2 separate regions of the Homo sapiens genome follow, and region 1 is linked to region 2. The links are chromatin contacts, found by Hi-C or POLR2A ChIA-PET in ENCODE. All regions are on one chromosome and are shown on one strand. Each heading gives the region's core, a stretch centred on a gene start or an enhancer-like site at or near the end of the contact. The rest is flanking DNA. Distances are from core to core; before and after follow the strand shown.

Region 1 (4,324 bases), core at 1,439-3,938, 96 kb after region 2:
GTTTAGGAGTGGGCAGAGTTCATACTACAGCTATTATGATCCCATCTTCAGTTAGTTAGGATGTGGCCGAAGAGCTTGCACTGGTTATTTCCACTAGTTGACTCTTACCAACAATTAAATTTCAGAAACACCCTTCTAAGATATCATTTTGTATTAGAACTACATTAAAAAGTCAAAGGTGTCACAAGTGTCAGGAGTATTATGAAGAAGGCAGTTTATCTCATAATCTAAGGATTATCTGTCATAAGACAAGTTTCTATCTCATTTTTGGCAATGCTGAAACTATTCCTTTTCCTGATTCCTTTTCAGGTAAAGACATTCATTCATTTCTGCTGAGGGCAATATTTCATGAAGACTTGTAATGAATAAAACAGTGGCATTTGTGTGGTTTTGAAATTGCTCATACTTATACAGATATTTACTTTGTGAACTAAATATGGATTTTGAATAGAGGCATGTAGTGACTTAGATGAATGTAGACTCCGGGTTGAAATAATGAAAAGCTTGGAGGAATGATTGAAGCAGTGTTCACTGAGCTGTGCATGTGAAGCTACATGCACCATCCTTACATTTAATATTGTTTAGTGTTCTGGAATGATAGTCGATCATGATGTATTTCAGTGGGTTAGAGTATTAATTATACAAACATGCCTACCAAAGCCATTAAGTCAAGAAATTAAGAAAGAACTAGGTATGGCAAATATACAAGGAGGGCTGTTCTGAAATATTGCCCTGAGAGACTAGAATTTCTTTCTTTCTTTTTTTTTTTTTTCTTTTGAGAGAGGGTCTCACTCTGTGCCTGGACTGGAGTGCAGTGACGGCATCTCAGCTCACTGCAGCCCTGACTTTCCGAGTTTATGTGATCCTCCCACCTCAGCCTCCGGAGTTTCTGAGACCACAGGCGTGCGCCACTACGCCTGGCCACTTTTTTGTATTTTTGTAGAGATGGAGTAGTGCCATGTTGCCCAGGCTGGTCTCAAACCCCTGGGCTCAAGCGATCCGCCCACCTCGGCCTCCCAAAGTGCTGGGATTACAGGCATGCGCCACGGCGCCAGGCTGGTTTAACTTTTAAAACTGGATTTTCTAATAGAGCCTCAGTCAAATCAATTGACTCTCTATCCCCCTCTCCTGGAAGCTATTGGTATTCAGTGGTTTAAAAAATAAATTAAAAACCCCTTGCTGGAGCATTAGAAATTTTTTTGAAAATTCCAATATTCACCCTTTGCTTTCAACTATAACTTTACAATGCTTTTATCTTGATTCCGGAATTTATTCATTCTTTATAAAGAATTCATCTCTCATATAATTCTTAAGACTACATATTGAAGAAAAAGTAAAATAAGAATTTAAAACTCTGATTATATAGTAGACTCATACTTCATTTACTTTTTTCAGTTACTGTACTTGCTCAACTAAATACCATTTAACGATTTATTTGTTTTGATAAATGTCATCTAAGGAACACCAAAAACTTTGGATGTGTTTAATTCCACATGCTATTTTCCTCCTCCCATCTCTCCCTCCACTTCCCTCATCCCCAATCTGCCCTCATTCCTCACCCCTCACCACCCTAGAGAGATATCCTTGTGCCTGTCCAGCCAGGGACCATCATTCTCTTCTAAATCAAGGTGAGAAAACAATCTAACAACATCTTAACTAACCTTAGAGAGTGAGTAGAGAAAAGCATCAACACCAAACCATAAATGGGTGGCTTAGGTTGATGAATTGTAACCTTTTTCAAGCATTGTGGTCAGTTCTCTAAAAATGCTATTTACAAAAAGGAGATCCAGGGCTAAGACCTCCATTTTTAAATTTCATTTCAAACAAGGCCGTTTTAATAATCCATGGCCTGCAATTGCCATGCCAGACCTGTGGTAGTTACTGACTCAGAGCTTTGCTGAATTACCAAATCCTCTTTTATGACACTTCTGGTATTTTCTTTACCTGTGTCAGCCTCCTTTCCTTCACGAGTCACGGTATAAGCACAAGGCTGTAGAACCTGCAGGTTCAGAAACCCAAATACCACATTGCTCCTTAAGCTAGTATATTCACCAGGAGGTACCTCTCACTTTCCCTCTCAAATCACTTTCAAATGCTCCAGCTTCGATTAGTCATCATGTGATGGTGTCTTTTATTTCCAAAATTTTTTTTAAATATTAAGTGACAGAACATTAAACTTATAAGATTAATCGTCCTAGGTGGTTCATTAGAATTAGCTCTGCTACTTCATATTCACATTTTTTTTTAACCAGTCTCTAATTATCTAGCTGAAACTCTTAATGCTTTGGATGAATAGCCTGGCTCAAAGACATTTTTACTTCCTATAAAATATAATTTGGATTCTGGAAAGGTGTTATGAATGCTACATTAGTATTTAAAATGTCACAGAAAAAGAAATAGATTAATGCTAAGATTTCGTTTGAAACAGCTGTGGAAATTTTGAGACATTATCACTTGCCTCTAGTTAGAAAAATATTAATTTCTAATGATTCCTATTAGACATTAGGATAAGAAACTTTTAAAAAGAAACAATTGGAGACTTTATCTTCTTTAAGGGCATAGTTTCTTATTCGTGTGCCAAAAAAAATAGATCTGTTGCATCATGAAGACTTTATATAATAAAAAATGTTCCCTCCTGGCACCACTGCCACACCTCACCAGCTCCTCATGAACAGTGAGCACCTGAAGGTCATCCATTCTTCTGAAGAGCTGCTCCTACATTCCAATTTGCTGAATTACAGTTTGTTCTCCATATTGCCATCAGAATTGCCTTTCTAAAATGCAAATTGATCCTGTCAGTCCCTGTTTAATTGCAGCTCCCTCTTGTCCTTCCTTAAGAAAACCTTTCTATCTGTTCACCTAAATGTTTCTAGCACCTCGTGGTGTATTTCACATAAAATTATGGATATATGGGTAGATGGATGGATGGATGGATGGGAGCATGGATACAATTAGCAGATTTTCCATAGTACAGACTTCCAGCTTCATACAGGATTTGGTTGACAGCAATTATGGAGCCTAGTGCAACTTCCCACTAAAATAAGTGCAAAGAAAAAAACAAAAACTCACAACATCATAAACTAACATTTAAAAGCGATTTAATTGTGTTCAGAAAAATACACCCAAGTTTTGCCTCCTAACGCATTTAGACTTCATCTCATGAAAAAGAGACTTCATCTCATGAAAAATCTCATCTCATGAAAAATCTGGGACAAGCAAACGCATCTTCACCAAATTAAGCTAAATAAACTAAGTGTTCAACTTAAACTTAGGAAAGAAAACTGCCAGGAAGAAGGACAAATGAGTTAATAAAGATAAAAGCAGATCTTAATTAGCTAGCATAAAGCCAGTAGTATATTAACAAATCCAAAAGTTGGTTCTTAAAAAGACCAATAATGTGATTATATTTTGATGATATATCATGAAATTGGAAACAATCCATCAATATTAGCATGAATAAATAAATTGTGTTCTAATCACACAATTGGATACTATACATTAATATGAAAAATCTGTAGCTGCATGCACTGTATTAGTTCATTTTCACTGTGCTTTAAAGAAACACCCAAGACTGGGAAAATTATAAAGGAAAGAGGTTTAATTGACTCACAGCTCCACATGGCTGGGGAGGACTCAGGAAACTTACAATCATGGTGGGAGGTGAAGAGGAAGCAGGCACCTTCTTCACAAGGCATCAGGAGAGAAAAAAGAGTGAGGGAGAAACTTCCAAACACTTATAAAACCGTCAGATCTCATGAGAACTTATTCACTATCACGAGAACAGAATGGGGAAAACCACCCCCATTGATCCAATCACCTCCCTGCCTCGACATGTGGAGATTAAAGGTCCCTCCCTCGACACATGGGGATTACAGTTTGAGATGAGATTTGGGTGGGTACACAGAGCCAAACATGTCACACCAACACACTTGACTCTTAAAAATACGATTTCAGGCAATGGATTCCAGACCAAAAAAAATTACATATTATATATTGTATACTTCTATTTATAAAAATTTCAAAAACAGAAAAATAATCTATGGTGTTAGAAATAAGGATACCTTTGAGGAGAATTATATATAATGGATACTTTTCATTGGTAGGGTGCTTGTATGTGTCTGTATGGGAGATTCTTGAGATGCTGGTAATATTCTATTTCTTGACCTAGGTCGTTACATGGATATGTTTGATTTGTTTTAAATATTAAGTAATACACTTTGATTTCTGCATTTTTAAATATATATGTTATACTTCAATTCAAAAAGTTTTAAAAATTAAATCAAGAACAGAAAACATTTTAAGAACAAAATATATTCAGAGAAAA
Region 2 (4,652 bases), core at 851-3,350:
TCATTTATTATCTTTCTTTTTTCCAATCAGGTTAGTTTTTTCCTTTTTAGTAAAAGGTGCATAGTAACTGCTTGTAGTATTTGTTGAACAAGTGAATAAATGAAATGAATTAAGGTAGTGTTTTCACTAGCAGCCCAACATTTCTTTCTCTCTTAGTAGTGGGTGGGGTATCAGTTATGGAATGGCACCTCCTTCCAGAGGACTGATCATGTCATTTTCAGCTTATGCTTCCCTTTATGCAGTAAAGTTTCCATATTTCCATAAAGAACAAGAAACCAAATAATCCTAATGGATATATAATGAACACACAGATGAAAATTTCACCTGCCATGCCTTTGAAAAAAGATCCCTAGCTACTTGTATTTCATCTTATAATTAAAATCAGTCTTTTCACTTATGTTGCCTTCAGATCTCCTGTTTTGAAGTGTATATAGATATCAACATAGAAATGCAGCGTATATTGCTATCAACTGCAGTGGAGCAGTGATTCGTAGGTTTTCCAACATCCTTGCCTTAAGCAAACCTGCAAAATCAAAGTGTGAGCTACGTCTAAACAATGGGAGAGGCTTTTTTTTTTTTTTTAAGAGTTAGAACTAAGACTCTCACTTCCTCCTGTGCCTCCACATTTTTGACCTTCACATTGGGCCCCTGCATCAGAATACAGCACCCCCTAACAGGCTCCTGTTCAGGACTCTTTCTCTGGAAATAACAGATGTTGTCTCTAGAGCTGCATAGAACCTTAATGGAATCATTGTGGGTCAGAGGCCCTGGATGGTGCTGGGGACCTCCCTGACCCACAGCATCTGACCCACATTTCCAGGTTCCTAGCGACTTGTGTCAGTAAAGAAAAAGGCACATAGCTAAGTGGAAGAGCAGATGAGGCTTGGTGGGAATCAGCCAGTGGTCTGCCCTAGCAAAGGTAAACAGAACTGCTGGGGGCTTTTGGTCCTAGGCTCACTACTCAGGGAGGCACTTTAACATGGAATGACCAGCAAGTTTCCTTCCTGATCTTTTCCACCACCACCACAAGCCTAGTACCTCCCTCCCTCTTTGCTCTGTTGCTCTCTTCAGGAATGCACTGGAAACCACCTTCAGTTCTGTTTGGAATTTTCCTATTCCTTATTCAGAAAGAGGAAGAAGCTTTTGCATTTACTCCAACCGTTCTACCTATTATTGCCATAAACTTTCTGTGATCTCATATCATTAGGCCAAATGTTAATCTTTCTGGGAGCCAGGAGACTGCTTTCACATTCAGAGGCCCTGGACATATAGGACTGCCTCTAACTCACTCTAACTCAGCTTATTGACTTGAATGCACCTTTTTAACAAGTGACTAAAAAACAAACTGTGACTATTCTCTGAAAATGAGCCTATATCTCATACTTATTTATTCTGTTTAACACTGTGAAACAAATTAAGTCCTCTGGCACTATGTATATACCATAAAAAGCTTATTCGTAAGCCTACTAATTGGACCAGTTTTGACAATATTGAATAAGCACTAATTGCAGATCATAATGTAGAATTATAGGCTGCTGAGGAAAACAATATCACACCATTTGCTTTCCTCAGTTTCCTTTTCAGAATGAGTTTCATAATGTTCACTAATCCAATTTTTAAAATCCTTTACAAAGTTATTCTTAAACTATTTCCAGAGACTATCTGGTTTGTCATTCTAGAAATGAAATTGCCTTTTCAGCCTAAACAGATGGCCTTAATTTTTGGTGGAGTGGTATGAAAGGAATGTCACATGAGAAACTGCAAGCTATTTAGCTTGAATTTTTTGTCATTCATACATGTTTCAAAATATATTTTACATTTTCTCTCTTTTAAATGAGTTCCCATCTCTGCACCTTAAGTGACTTCAGAACTAAAATTTTAAAGTGAACATCAATCACAGCATTTCCAAAAATGTGAACTCCTAGCTTAACCGAAGTATTCACTTATTGGAAAGCTGATAGAGTAATTCCACTAAGTCCAAAAAGTGTCCTCTAAAAGATTCCAAAGATAAGAGTGTTTTCAACTTTGTCAAGCTGTACAAACACAAATGTCACTCCCTCCCTCTGCCCACAGGGATCTTTATCCAGTTACAGCAGCGTAACTTGAGCAGCTGCTGCAAACTGAGGCTCTCTTGACCCTTCGCCTACTTATTTCAGCTGCTAAAATAGGGCTGAAATCTGTCAAGGATCCTGAAGGGAAGGATAAGATTCCTACTATTCAATTTAATTTAAGCTTTTATTCAGTGCCTGCTGTGTGCACAACACTAAGCTAGAAAGTCTGAGGAATGTTTAGATTATTAGGTCCTGTTCCTTGCCTTTCATAGATTTACAATCTATTGATAGGGAGAGCTAAAAAGGAGAGAAAGAGGAAGGAGCAAACACAAAAACGTCAAAATTTTAAAATACCATTTTAAAATTTTATTTTAAAATGTTAAATACCATGCAAAATTAAGGAAAACCTAGATTCATAAAAATTCCTTTCACAATCTTGTGTAAATCAATTCAGTGCTTGCCCTTAATGTCTCATCCAGTCTGATGAGACATGTTTTGTGATCAACAAGGGTTTTACTATGTTTCTTAATTATGTGTCTTGCCTGTTATCTCTTTCTGACCGAGATTATTTTTAACAATAAATTCTGAAAACTAAGAAAGTGAAAGCATAAAATATTGTCTTATAAAATAGGCCAAGGAAAAAATGACACTCCATTTCAAATATCAAAAGTTAGCATCAAGACTGCACAAGATGAATGTACAGTCATGTGTTGCTTACAAATGTGGACATATTCTGAGAAATGCATCTTTAGGCAATTTTGTCATTGTGCAAACACCATAGATTGTACTTGCAGCCTAATTGGTGGAGCCTACTATACACTAAGGCTATATGGCATAGCCTAGTACTCCTAGGCTACAAACCTGTACAGCATGTTACTGTACTGAATAGTGGAGGTACCTGTAACATAATGGTAAGTATTTGTGTCTCCAAACGTAGAAAAGCTACTGTAAAAATACAGTATTACAACCTTAGGGTATCACTGTCTTATATGTGGTCTGTTGTTGACCGAAATGACTATGCTTAATACCACTGAACTGTACACTTAAAAATGGTTAAGATGGTAAATTCTATGTTATGTATGTTTTATAATAATAAAAAAATTGAAAAAAGCATCAACATCTTTTCTGGGAAAAAAGAAAAGGAAAGAAAATGCATTAGAGTGATGAGAATATTTGAAGTAATAGATAAAGTCAAAAACAAAGAAATGATCTTGCCTTTGAACTTTCTTGTTTAAGATTCGTACATCAGTGATCACACTGTTATTTCCCAAACGACCCTTCAGCTGGATACGACATTTCCTGATTGCAGCTGTGCTTATTGCACTTAATAATGTTCTGGTCATCCTTGTGCCAACTATAAAATACATCTTCGGATTCATAGGTGAGTTTCAGAAAGGCTTCAATTTGGTCAACCCAAACTCACGCCTCATTAAATGATGGACAGGGAACCAGTGCTGGGTCATCCAGATCCCCGTTCTTTCTCAGGCTCATGGATTCCCTTTATCCCTGAGAGGCTCTGGTGATTGAGCTGCTCACTGTCTCTTCCTCCTAACTGACATTGGGAGCCACCTTATAGGTCATTTAGTCAAGCTGCTTTTTCTGATAGATGAGGAAACTGACCCCTATAAAAGTCAAGTCATATACCTTGGTGTGGACCCAGGATTTGGACTTAGGTATTAGCTCCACCATCAGGAAAAGAGGAAGATAGATTTTACCTGCCAGAAGCTCTCTGATACTACGAGTATCAGCTGAACATTGAAAGGTATCTTCAGAGGAATAGGAGGTTGATTATATAAAGTGTATTATTAGTATTTCCCCATAACTGCATGGTCTATTAATTTTCATTCTACTCATTGAGGGTTTACTTAAACTTTAAACACAATCTAAAACTTTAAAAGAACCATGGGTAGGTCACTTGCAAAGTAAGAGGTGGATAGGGTGTGTCATGAGTTCAGCCACCTTAGTATGTATTTATATTACTAATCCCCTGTAAATTTGTGTTAAATTCAGCCTTTTGTTGCTTATTATATGTTGCATATACTTATGCAGCTTTGATGTTAGGTACATTTTAATTGTCTCTATAAACATATCTTCTATGAATAAATAACCAAGATGAGCTTATGTGACTTAAGTGTGTGTTTTTAGTGCTAAGTATAGGATAGCTTTATATTTGGTTTATTTAAAGTGTGTGCTGGCATCTCCTTTGCTAGGAACTGCTGGGTAAGACATTGACCTTGCCCTGTGTTTGTCTTCTCAGGGGCTTCTTCTGCCACTATGCTGATTTTTATTCTTCCAGCAGTTTTTTATCTTAAACTTGTCAAGAAAGAAACTTTTAGGTCACCCCAAAAGGTCGGGGTAAGTAAACCTTGCAATTTCCCCCATTATTAGTTGTTCTTCCAACTACTTAGAATAAACTAGAAAATACACATAGTTCAGAAAAATGAATCAATGTACAAGAACCAAAAATCAAAACTGGGCTAGAACTTTCTGGTAGCAGAGAAAGGGGACATATTTCTGAAACTCAAATGATTCTACTTCAAATATCAAATATCCTGTGTTGAGTCTGTCATACATGTCAAATAGTAGTAGCCTTTCCCACAG

The links. Hi-C counts contacts between places; a loop is a spot of excess contacts on that map. ChIA-PET counts read pairs that join two places held with the same protein, here RNA polymerase II (POLR2A).
Region 1: a loop to region 2 is called in a map of PC-3, with 2.9 times the contacts of the local background. The contact joins two enhancer-like sites. A Hi-C loop is called at or near these places in 2 of 168 maps with a recorded cell type or tissue (PC-3 and psoas muscle). POLR2A ChIA-PET finds 5 or more read pairs at or near these places in 2 of 52 experiments (H1 and WTC11).

The regions. Positions count from the first base shown.
Region 1 is chr12:46,672,660-46,676,983 of GRCh38, reverse strand. No RefSeq gene overlaps it. Among named protein-coding and RNA genes, the nearest start is that of SLC38A4, 150 kb to the left of the region's middle. Within about 2 kb of position 2,688, at least 3 of the 41 ENCODE cell types and tissues checked have a DNase peak (open chromatin) inside an H3K27ac peak, as active enhancers do.
Region 2 is chr12:46,768,064-46,772,715 of GRCh38, reverse strand. It overlaps SLC38A4 (solute carrier family 38 member 4), which reads left to right. Exons shown (of 17, transcript NM_018018.5): 15 at 3,288-3,432; 16 at 4,309-4,406. Among named protein-coding and RNA genes, the nearest start is that of SLC38A4, 56 kb to the left of the region's middle. Within about 2 kb of position 2,100, at least 3 of the 41 ENCODE cell types and tissues checked have a DNase peak (open chromatin) inside an H3K27ac peak, as active enhancers do.